Regions from separate parts of the Homo sapiens genome. Here region 2 is linked to region 1. The links are chromatin loops, found by intact Hi-C in ENCODE. Cell type or tissue: Caco-2. All regions are shown on one strand.

Region 1 (5,000 bases):
TCTCCAGCCGTTTTCCACCCCAGGGATGCAGACCATAAGAGGGCTCAGAGTTGGATTTCAGAGTTAGAGCTGTGATTTTGCTAAGGAAGTGTGTTTGGATAGGTGAGGACCCAGGGAGTTGAGGGTGTATATGGGAAGGGGTTCTAATGATTGACGGTGGACTCTAAGCTGGGTAGGGAGATTGCTTGTCTGCCCATCTTTTCCTGTTCCTGTCATAGTATCTCTGATTTACTTACACTAAAGCAGAGTAGCCGATGTGTGTGTCTAATGAGCTTTCAGTTTGTCTATTTTGATAAAGAATCCCATCCTTCACTCTGAGCACCAGGTTTACTCTGCCACGATGGCAGAGCTGGCCTCATGAGGCACAGGTTAGAAATTGGTGGGGAACAGCAGAAGCATTGTTGAACTGTTGAGATGGTTCCGATGTTACATGTCTCTCTCAGTAGACCTCCCATTTACAATACCCCATGCCCAGCCCTATATCCCTTCATCCAACACCAAATGTGAACTGCAAAAGAATGAATATAATAATATCTGAAAAAGTATTTTTCTAATTTGCTCTTTTTCCTTTTTTCCATTTTTTAGGCAATTGATGAATTAAGAAATAAAGGCTTGCCTGCAGTTCTGGTTACAATTGGCCAACCACATCTCTTAAATAAGTTTAATTTTGTTAAAGCATACTTTTTCCTAAGTGTGGCTGCGACAATAAATTGTGTCCCAGAAAATAAATTTAAGACAGTAATTACCAACAAGAGCAAACCAAACCTACCAAACTTGGAAGGTAATTGTTTTATTTTTTGCTTATTTCTCTTTCTCCTCCCTTTCCCTAACTGTTCTCCCAGCCCCCACTAATCTATATAAATGATACAGTATATATTCTTCCACAGTTTTCTCTATGCTTATATAATGACACACATATGTACTTATGTCTAGGTGTATGCATACACATACGTGTTTATATATATATCCATATTCATATGCTTTATATATAATACACTATCATATGTATACACATACATGATAGGATAGGATTTATCATTTATTTACAAAATGGTATATTCACACTTTTCTGCATCTGGTATTTCCCATGCAGAAAAACTTCACTGAAATCACTCCAAGTCTACTGCTTTGCTTTGGTCCATTATATTGACTGTATAGTATTCTAGGCCATGATCATCCCCCATGAATGTTCCTTGGCAACAAAGTGCATGTGCACCAATAGAGGAATGATTGAATAAGAAGAAATGTGTACCTCCACTCGTGCACATGCACTTCATTTCCAAGGAACATTGCCACAGTGCAACATACCCAGATGACATAGTATATCTTTCTATGGGGTATATAACCCATGGATGGGATTTATGGGCCACAGGGAAATTTTCAATTGTATTAGATGTTGCCTTAAAAATAGGTGATTTTTACCATTCAGTATGATGTTAACTGTGGGTTTTTCATAGATATGCTTTATCAGGTTGAGCAATTTCTCTTCTATTCTTAGTTTGTCAAGTTATTTTTATCATTGAAAGGGTGTTGAATTCTATTCAATGCTCTATCTGCATCTATTGGGATGATTATGTGGTCCTTGCTTTTTATTCTATTGATATGGTATGTTACATTAACTGATTTTTGGTCGTTTAACCAACCTTACATTCTTGGGATAAGTCCCACTTGATCATGGTTTATTATTATTATTATTATTATTATTATTATTGTTTTCGAGATGGAGTCTTACTCTGTTGCCCAGGCTGGAGCACAGTGGTGCAAGCTCAGCTCATTGCAACCTCTGCTTCTGGGTTCAAGTGATTCTCCTGCCTCAGCCTCCCAAGTAATTGGGACAATAGGCGCCTGCCACCACGCCCAGCTAATTTTTTGTGGTTTTCGTAGAGATAGGGTTTCACCATGTTGGCCAGGCTTGAACTCCTGATCTCAAGTGATCTGCCTGCCTCTGCCTCCCAAAGTGCTGGGATTACAGATGTGAGCCACTGCATGTGGCCAATAATTCTTTTTACTTGTTAGATTCTGTTTGCTAGCATTTTGTTGAAAATGATTGCATTCATACTCATAAGAGATATTGGTCTGCAGTTTTCTTGTAGTGTCTTTGTCTAGTTTTGATATCAGAGTAATTCTGGGGCCTCTATTTTAAAATGTAGGTTTTATTATTCAGGTATGGTGAGACCAACAGATCAGATGACTGCTACTGAAAAAATAGTTACAGTTTCCAAGAGGAAGGGTGCGCCACACCACTGTGGGAGAAGGGAACACAGGAGAGCTTGGCTGCGTCTCAGGAGGCAGAGGGCAGTGCAGGGGAAACATGAGCAAGAACCTTTACTGTGTTTGCTATGCAAATGGATGGGTAAAGCAGAGTGAACAGGCTTAGTATTTGAATAATTTTAGTTTGAATAATTTCAGTGAGCCCTGGGGGCATAGGGGCTGTCTCTAGATATCTGATAACTGGTCTTGGGGTGATTAGGGCAGGGGAAGGGTGGCCTGGGGTAAGAGCCTAATAAAGGAGGTGGTGGGGGCATGGGCTCTTTAGTTTGCACATGAAAGGTGTACTCACAGGTGAGTCTTTTACCATCTCTAGGAACTGGGAGGTCAGCAAGGCCCCAAATGTTATCATTTCTACATCAGACATACAGAATTTTTTTTTTTTTGAGATGGAGTTTTGCTCTTGTCACCCAGGCTGGAGTGCAATGGTGTCATCTAGGCTTACTGCAACCTCCGCCTCCCAAGTTCAAGCAATTCTCCTGCCTCAGTCTCCTGGGTAACTGGGATTACAGGTTCCTGCCACCATGCCCAGCTAAGTTTTTGTATTTTTAGTAGAGACGGGGTTTTATCATGTTGGCCAGGCTGGTCTTGAGACATACAGAAAATGTAAAGGCATAATTAATATAGCCTCATAGAATGAGTTGGGAAGTGTTCCCTCCTCTTTTATATTTTAGAAGAGTTTGTGAAGAATTGATATTAACTCTTCTTTAAATGTTTGGTAGAATTCAACAGTGAAGACATCTGAGCTTGAACTTATATTTGTGGATAGCATTTTGATGAGCAATTCAATCTCTTTACTTGTAGTTCTCTTAAAATTATCTATTTCTTGACTCAGTTTTGGTAGTTTGTGTCTTTCTAGGAATTCATCCATTTCATCTGTGTTATTTAATTTATTGGCATACAATTTTTTCATAGTATTCCTTTATAATTCTTTTTTTAAATTCTGTAAGGTTAGTAGTAATGTTTCCTCTTTCATTTCCAGTTCTATTAATTTGAGTCTTCTCCCTTTTTCTTTCTCAGTCTACCTATAGGTTTTTCAATTTTGTTGATTTCTTCTACTTTTTCTTCTGTTCTCTGTTTTATTATTATCTATTTCAATCTTTATTATTTTCTTTGTTCACTACACTTATGAGTTGGGAAAAAGACTTAGAGGGGCTCCTGTGTTCTCAGTGTTACTTTGCTTAAGCTAGAGACTCTGTCCCACAAGGTGGTGAGGCTGGGTGGAACAAGGGAACCCTGTCTGCTTAGTTGTGCCAGTTTGAAGTGAAGTTTCCATCTCACTGAACAGGCAGAGGGAAGAGAAGTAGTCATCTTTCTCCAAATACCACAGACTTGCAGTACTGTTCTCACCACATTTTAGTAAGTGTTCTTGACTAGATGTTTAATCATTTGCTGTATGACCTTAGAATCATTTCCAGAGACTTTAAGCATTAAAAAACCAATAATTTTTACTAATTTAATGGTAAAGTGGGTTCATAGAGCTCTTCACATTGGGATGCCAGAAGTTAATCTCCTGAACAATGTGTTTTTGAGATTTATCTGTATTTATGTTTGTAGCTGTGGTTCCTTTATTTTCACTTTATTTCTTCATGTACTGGTGATAGACATTTAGACTGTTTTCTGTAAACATTATTATACATGTCTCTGAGTGCTTATGAGTAAGAGCTTCTATATATCTAGGAATGAAATTGATGTGTCATATTTAACTTAAAATTTAAAGTTAATTAGTATCTCTACCCTCTTCATAGATCATTTTGTTCTGATCACCCTTTCCTACTTTTATGATTTGATAGCTTTAGGTTTTAGTTTTATTTTTTTGTTAGTTTGATATTTATACATTATACTATTTTTTTTCCATCCAATGGTTGTTTAGCTTTACCTACTTATTTGCTGTTTCCTTTGCTCACCATTACTTACTGCGTTTCAGACTTTGGATGTCTCTTTTGCCTGAGATGTTATATCCTTTGTAAGTTTAGATGAATAGCTAGTGTGTCATTATCATTTATTTAAAAAATCTATCATTTCCTCACTGAAATAAGAAATTCATTATATAATAAATTCTCATATGTACCAGGTTATGATTCTTTTTTCATTTTACAGCTTTAAATTTAATATGTAATAGTTGTACATGTATGTGGGGTATATGTTTTTTTATATACACATAAAATGTGTAATGATCAAATCAGGGTAATTGGGATATCCATTACCTCAAACACTTGTCATTTCTTTGTGTTGGGAACATTCTGAATCTTCTCTTCTGTTTTGGAATATACTATATATTCTTGTTAACAGTAATCACCCTACTGTGCTATCAAACACCAGAATTTATTTCTTCTATCTAATTTTATGTTTGTACCCATTAATGAATTTCTCTTCATCCCTTCTTCCCATCTCCCCTTCCCAGCCTCTAGTAACCACCGTTCTCTCTACCTCCATGAAAACAATTCTTTTCTTAGCTCTCACATATGAGTGAGAACAGGCAATGTTTTTCTTTCTGTGCCTGGCTTATTTCACTTAATATATAATTAACTCAAATAACCCAATAGCAAAAGAAACACAAGTAATTAAAATAAAAAGTAGGCAAAAGACCTGGATAGATATTTATCAAAAGAAGACATATAAATGGCCAAAAAGCATATGAGAAAATACTTAACATCACTAATAATCAGGAAAATGCAAATCAAAACCACAATGAGATATAATCACACCCCAGTTAAAATGGCTTTTACCAA
Region 2 (5,000 bases), 270 kb after region 1:
AGAGGAGGCCTCCACAGTCCTGGCTTGAACACCTGGTGAGGCCTAGCACATCCAGGTCCTGGGTGAAAAGTCCTTCCTGAGAAAGAAAACTCTTGGCACTCACAATCCATCTCTCTGTGAAAGTTAAGCTGTTCACCGGGTAAACTGCCGTGTCTTTCCAACTAGATCATACATGTCTTAAGGTCCTAATTCATGCTTTCCAGCACTGTGTTGAGCACCCAGTAGATGCAATGAGAAACAGCAGCTCCTCCTTCTCTAAGCTGCTTCCTTAGTGGATTTTAATTTTTCCCAATGATTTCACTCTTACCATACAGGTGCTGTGTTAAGCATGGTGTATTGCATCACCCAAAGCTGACAACAACCTTGGGGGAAATCTTTTTCTCATTTTGCAGATGCAGAAATGAAGATTCAGAAATTACGCCTCAAAGGTTACATGGTGAATAAGTGGCAGAGCTGGGCTCTGAGCCCAGGCATGGCTTCCTGAGCCCTCCACTTTTCGTTGTTGCTGTGCTTTGGAGTCAGAGGCACCGTGGGGTGGAGATCAGTGGCCTTTTTTCCCTCTGGTCCCCAGTAAATGCCTTTTTCCTCTGAGCTCCAGCGTTGGCTCTTACTCCCAGTCAAGCACAGGCCTGGAGGAGGGGAACGAGAGGCTAGAGGGTGCCAAGGGGGCTCGAGACCAGGTAGAAAGCAGGGGTACTTTAGGTCCTGTGGGCAGCCTGGCTTTCAGACATTTGTTATTTTAGGTAGAAATCTGACATCTGTAAATTAGCACATCCCTAGAACTTTCTATTTTCTTGGTTTATTTTTCTCTATTTTCTTCTGTGGTAGGGAGAATTCCAAGAGGACTTGCAAGATTCCCAGCCCCTGGCGTGCCTGTCCTGTTGCTATGGACTGAATATTTGTGACCCCCAAATTCATATATTGAAGCCCCAATATGCAATATGATGGTGTTAGAAGGCAGAGTCATTGGGAGGCAATTAGTTCACGAGGGTGAAGCCCTCATGATGGGACTAGGGCCCTTATAAGAAGAGAACGGAGAGAGAGAATCTCTCCCTCTGTCATGTGAGGATACAGTGACAAGAGGTCCCTCTGCAAAGCGGGAAGAAGGCCCTCAATAAAAACCCAACTGGATGGCCCTTAGGGAACCTCGATCCTGGACCTCCCATCCTCCAGAACTGTGAGAAAGAAATGTTTCTTTTGCCCCCGATGAATGACACTTGTTATAGCAGTCTGAAATGACTAAGCCACCTATGTAATCCCCTCCCATATGAATATGATGGGATACCACTCCCATGCTTAGGTTCCTCATCAGTGGATTTTGGATTGAACTAATCAAAAAGGAGATGATCAAATAAGGTGAGTTTTAAAAGAGAGATTGGGAGAGCATGAGGGAAAAGAGCTCATGCATGCTGGGCTTTATATCTAGGTGACGGGTTGATAGGTGCAGCAAACCACCATGGCACAAGTTTAACCATGTAAAAAACCTGCACATCCTGCACATGTACCCTGGAACATAAAAAATAAAATAAAATAAAACATTAAAAGCAAAAAAAAAAAAAAAAGAGAGAGAGAGATTGGGAGTGTGAGAGGGTCTATAGAAGGGACCATATGGCAAGGACCAGAGTGGCCTCTTGGAGCGGAGAGTAATCCTTGGCCAACAGCTAGCAAGACAGTGAGACCTCAGCCATACAACCTCAAGGAGATAACTTCTGCTAATAACCTGAGGGACCATAGAAGTGCCCATTTACCTAGTGTAGCCTCCTGATGACTATGCAGCTAGCCAACACCTTTAGTGCAGCTTCGTGACACCTTGCAAGAAGAACCTGGTGCCCAGATACCTGATCCACAAACACTGTGTGATAGTTAATATGTGGTATTTTAAACTGAATTTGTGGTAATTTGCTACATAGCAATGGAAGACGAATACGTCTTTATAAAATTTATTTTAAAGAAGAAATCAGTCTCAGCTGGGCTAGATAGAAAAAGGAGACAGACTCTGTCTTTCTTCAGACGCGGTTTGAGAAGTTAATACCTTAAAACACTTAATAGTGAGTTGAAAGGAACATTCCCATTTGTCCAGGGTCTGTTTTTACAAAGATACGACTCCCTTCAGTAGTTTAAGTTGTCATCTCTGATCAGTTCCTTTGAGGGAGAATTCCAAGGGAAAGCTTTTTGGTTTCCTGAAACCATTGGAAACCCGTAAACATACCTAAAAAGTGGGAAGGGGGAAGCTAACACCGAGAATGTCATTGAAAGCTTTTAATGAGGAAGATCTGTGCTGGAGATTGGCCCCTGAGCAGGTCCGCATCTCTCTTAGCTGAAAGACGTTTCATTTTTCTTGGGAAAGTGGCCAGTCTTTCAAAGATGCAAGGCCCCTTCCAGAAGGAAAGTTACCTTGAAGGTTCCACTCCAGCCCCAGTGCTATTTGCTTTATAGGTGGCAAGGTTTTGTCCCTTCCATTACTTCCACCCTCCTCTAGGGATTCAAGGTACGCGCTTATTCAACCACATCATTCATTCATCAAACTCTCATTGAGCTATTAACGTAAAGCAGGCTGTGCTCAGCTCTAGGGGACCAGGAATGAACTAAACCCCTGTATTGCAGAAGGAGGAAGCACTTGATGTCGACACTAGCACGTCATAATAATTAATAAGCACCAACATTTTCCGAGGGCTGAGCGTGTCCTAGGAGGTGGGCTAAGAGGACCCACATGCCAAGCCCTGTTTATGCTACCCCAGGTGAATCCCATTCAAATGTACTTTCCAAAAGGGCAGAAGCTGGGTCTAATTTGATTGCTAAGGGACCCCTTGTGTCTCCACTATGCTTGGGACACGGTGAAGACCTCAAAGTGTATTTCTTGCCAATGAATGAATGAATGAATATACGATCATAACTGATAACTGTGGCTTAGATATTAGTGTTATGACCATTTCCTTTGATGAGGAACCTGAGGCTTCAGACCAGTTAAATAATTCATCCTCGATAGCCAAAACCCAGATTCTCTCCCCCATCAGACCACACTGCCATCTCCCTGGCTCTACCGGGCACCCCACCTGGAACCTAAGCCCACAGCAGCGCGGGCTGCGGGCGGCGAGGCTCGCCGCGGGCGCCCTCTGTCGGCGCTCGGTTGGAGGCGCAGCGGCCCCGCGAGCAGACGCGCAGGTGAGCGGACCCGCGCTGGGGTGCGGGGCAGGTGCGCGGCCCTGGGGGACAAGGAGGGGGAGAGGGGCGAGGGCTAACCACGTCGGCCCCAAACTAGCTGCCTGTCTTTAAATGTTTGCTTTCATATTTGGAAGTGCTGAGCGGGCACTTCAGTGCGACCTGGATATCACCTGTGGGTTTCAGGGCAGTCATCCTTGAGACCTCTTGTTCCTCGGGAGACCTCTTGGCCTCTTTAAGGAGCCAGGGGTCGGCGGCGCACTTAGGGGAGAAGGAGCAGGAGAACTTGAGTTAAGAATTGCCCCCCGGATTGGAACCAGAGGTAGCGGGAAGCCAGCAAGGGCGAGGCTCTTTCTAGGAACTCTAGGTCCACCGCTTGCCTTTGGGGAAGAGGGAGGAAGGGGCCTTGGGGCGTGAAGTTGCCTTTGGGACATCAGCCAGAGCCTGCGACGCAAGCGCGGCCCAAATGACTGGGAAGCCGGAACCTTCGCTCCTTCGTTCCGAACCTTCTTTGTTCCAGTCCCGCCTGGCAGCGCAGGCCGTGCACTCCCCGCGCTTCCGGGAACCTGTTTGCTTAAGATAATCGCATCCCACTGATATTTGGGTTATTCTCCTTCATGCCGAAGTAATTAGACTCTCCACCGGTGTGGCACCCTTACTTAATTCTTCTAATTTCTTTAAAAACACAACATTCGCCCACATCCAAGGCAAAATTTACAATCAAGAAGATCCCTTCTTTCTTTAAAAGTGGCGGCTTTGTTCTGCTTTTAACATCAAGTAAAATCTACTTTGGGGAAGGTTTTTCGCTCCCCCCACCCGCATAATTATTTCTATTATTTATCTTTTATTTGGCCTATTGAAATTCTGAGCACACAAAGCCAACTTTATTAATTTCTCTCTCTAAAATTCCATCAAGAAATATTTATCTTTTACTCTTCCCATTGGAATAATATATTCCCTAGATGGTGAAATATAGCTCCATTTATTAGGAATCAGGTATAAAAAAACAGATAGAAAAAGCAGAGGTGGTGAATTATTCTAAAAAGATAGGACAAAAAAAATCAGTTGCCTCTGAGAGTTGGGGGAAGTGGGATGGGAAGAGGCTAGGCCATAGCTCCACGCATTTCACCGAAAGCAGTTTTGAGGATATTTGATTTGGAACCACTGTTCTTTCTTTTCATAATATTCAGCATGTTCCTAATCATTGTATTCCAGATATTGAACACAAGCTTTTAATCCCGTCTACCAAAATGTTTTGTGCCCATTTGAACACTTTTAAATTGAAATTCTAAATTAGTATTCATTGAAAACTGGTTTGACACAAAGAAAGGATCATGAATGAAACCTTCTAAGCCTTCTTTGCATTTCCAAGTGCGTGTTCAATTCTTTAGGAAAGTCATTGTTGTTGGTTTAGGGAGATTTACTCAATTCCCAAGTGCCACCTCCAGAGGGCACAGCTGTCTCAAAAAAAATTTGTTGGTTTTTTTTTTTCTTTTTTTTTTTTTTTTTTGAGTTTCTACAGTTTTACCCAAGCTGTTGAGTAAGGGGTCTCTATAGTCTATAATTGTGATTCCTGGTTTCCAAACTGGAAATACTTTTATTTAATATATTTAATATTTATTTAGATGTTATGGAAATCTATTATTTGCAAACAACTATGTAACATTTATAATATTTTATTTAAAAAAATGAAAAATTAAACCAAATGTTGTTTATTTGCCCCTGACTTAAAAATCTCTAATTCTCCTCAGTTTTAACTCCAGAGTCCAGCAAACAGCACCCATTATTTTTTTAATGTATTTAAAAGTTTATTTGCCTGACTTTATATTCCCAAGAGGTTG

What was found. Hi-C counts contacts between places; a loop is a spot of excess contacts. Peaks named below come from ENCODE experiments on the same cell type or tissue, not always from the same donor. Only the 100,000 strongest peaks of a DNase experiment are listed, where the experiment ranks them.
Region 2: it touches region 1 in a loop (4-fold over the local background); 5 of 110 quality-filtered maps call a loop at or near these places.

What each region holds. Positions count from the first base shown.
Region 1 is chr12:96,708,023-96,713,022 of GRCh38, forward strand. CFAP54 (cilia and flagella associated protein 54) reads left to right here. Exons shown (of 68, transcript NM_001306084.2): 48 at 586-781. Among named protein-coding and RNA genes, the nearest start is that of NEDD1, 200 kb to the right of the region's middle. In Caco-2, no CTCF peak of the experiment used is centred here; a DNase peak (open chromatin) is centred at 2,279.
Region 2 is chr12:96,982,533-96,987,532 of GRCh38, forward strand. No RefSeq gene overlaps it. Among named protein-coding and RNA genes, the nearest start is that of NEDD1, 78 kb to the left of the region's middle. RefSeq lists a silencer at 3,018-3,237. In Caco-2, a CTCF peak has its summit at 3,116 (motif pointing left); no DNase peak of the experiment used is centred here; H3K4me3 peaks cover 507 bases.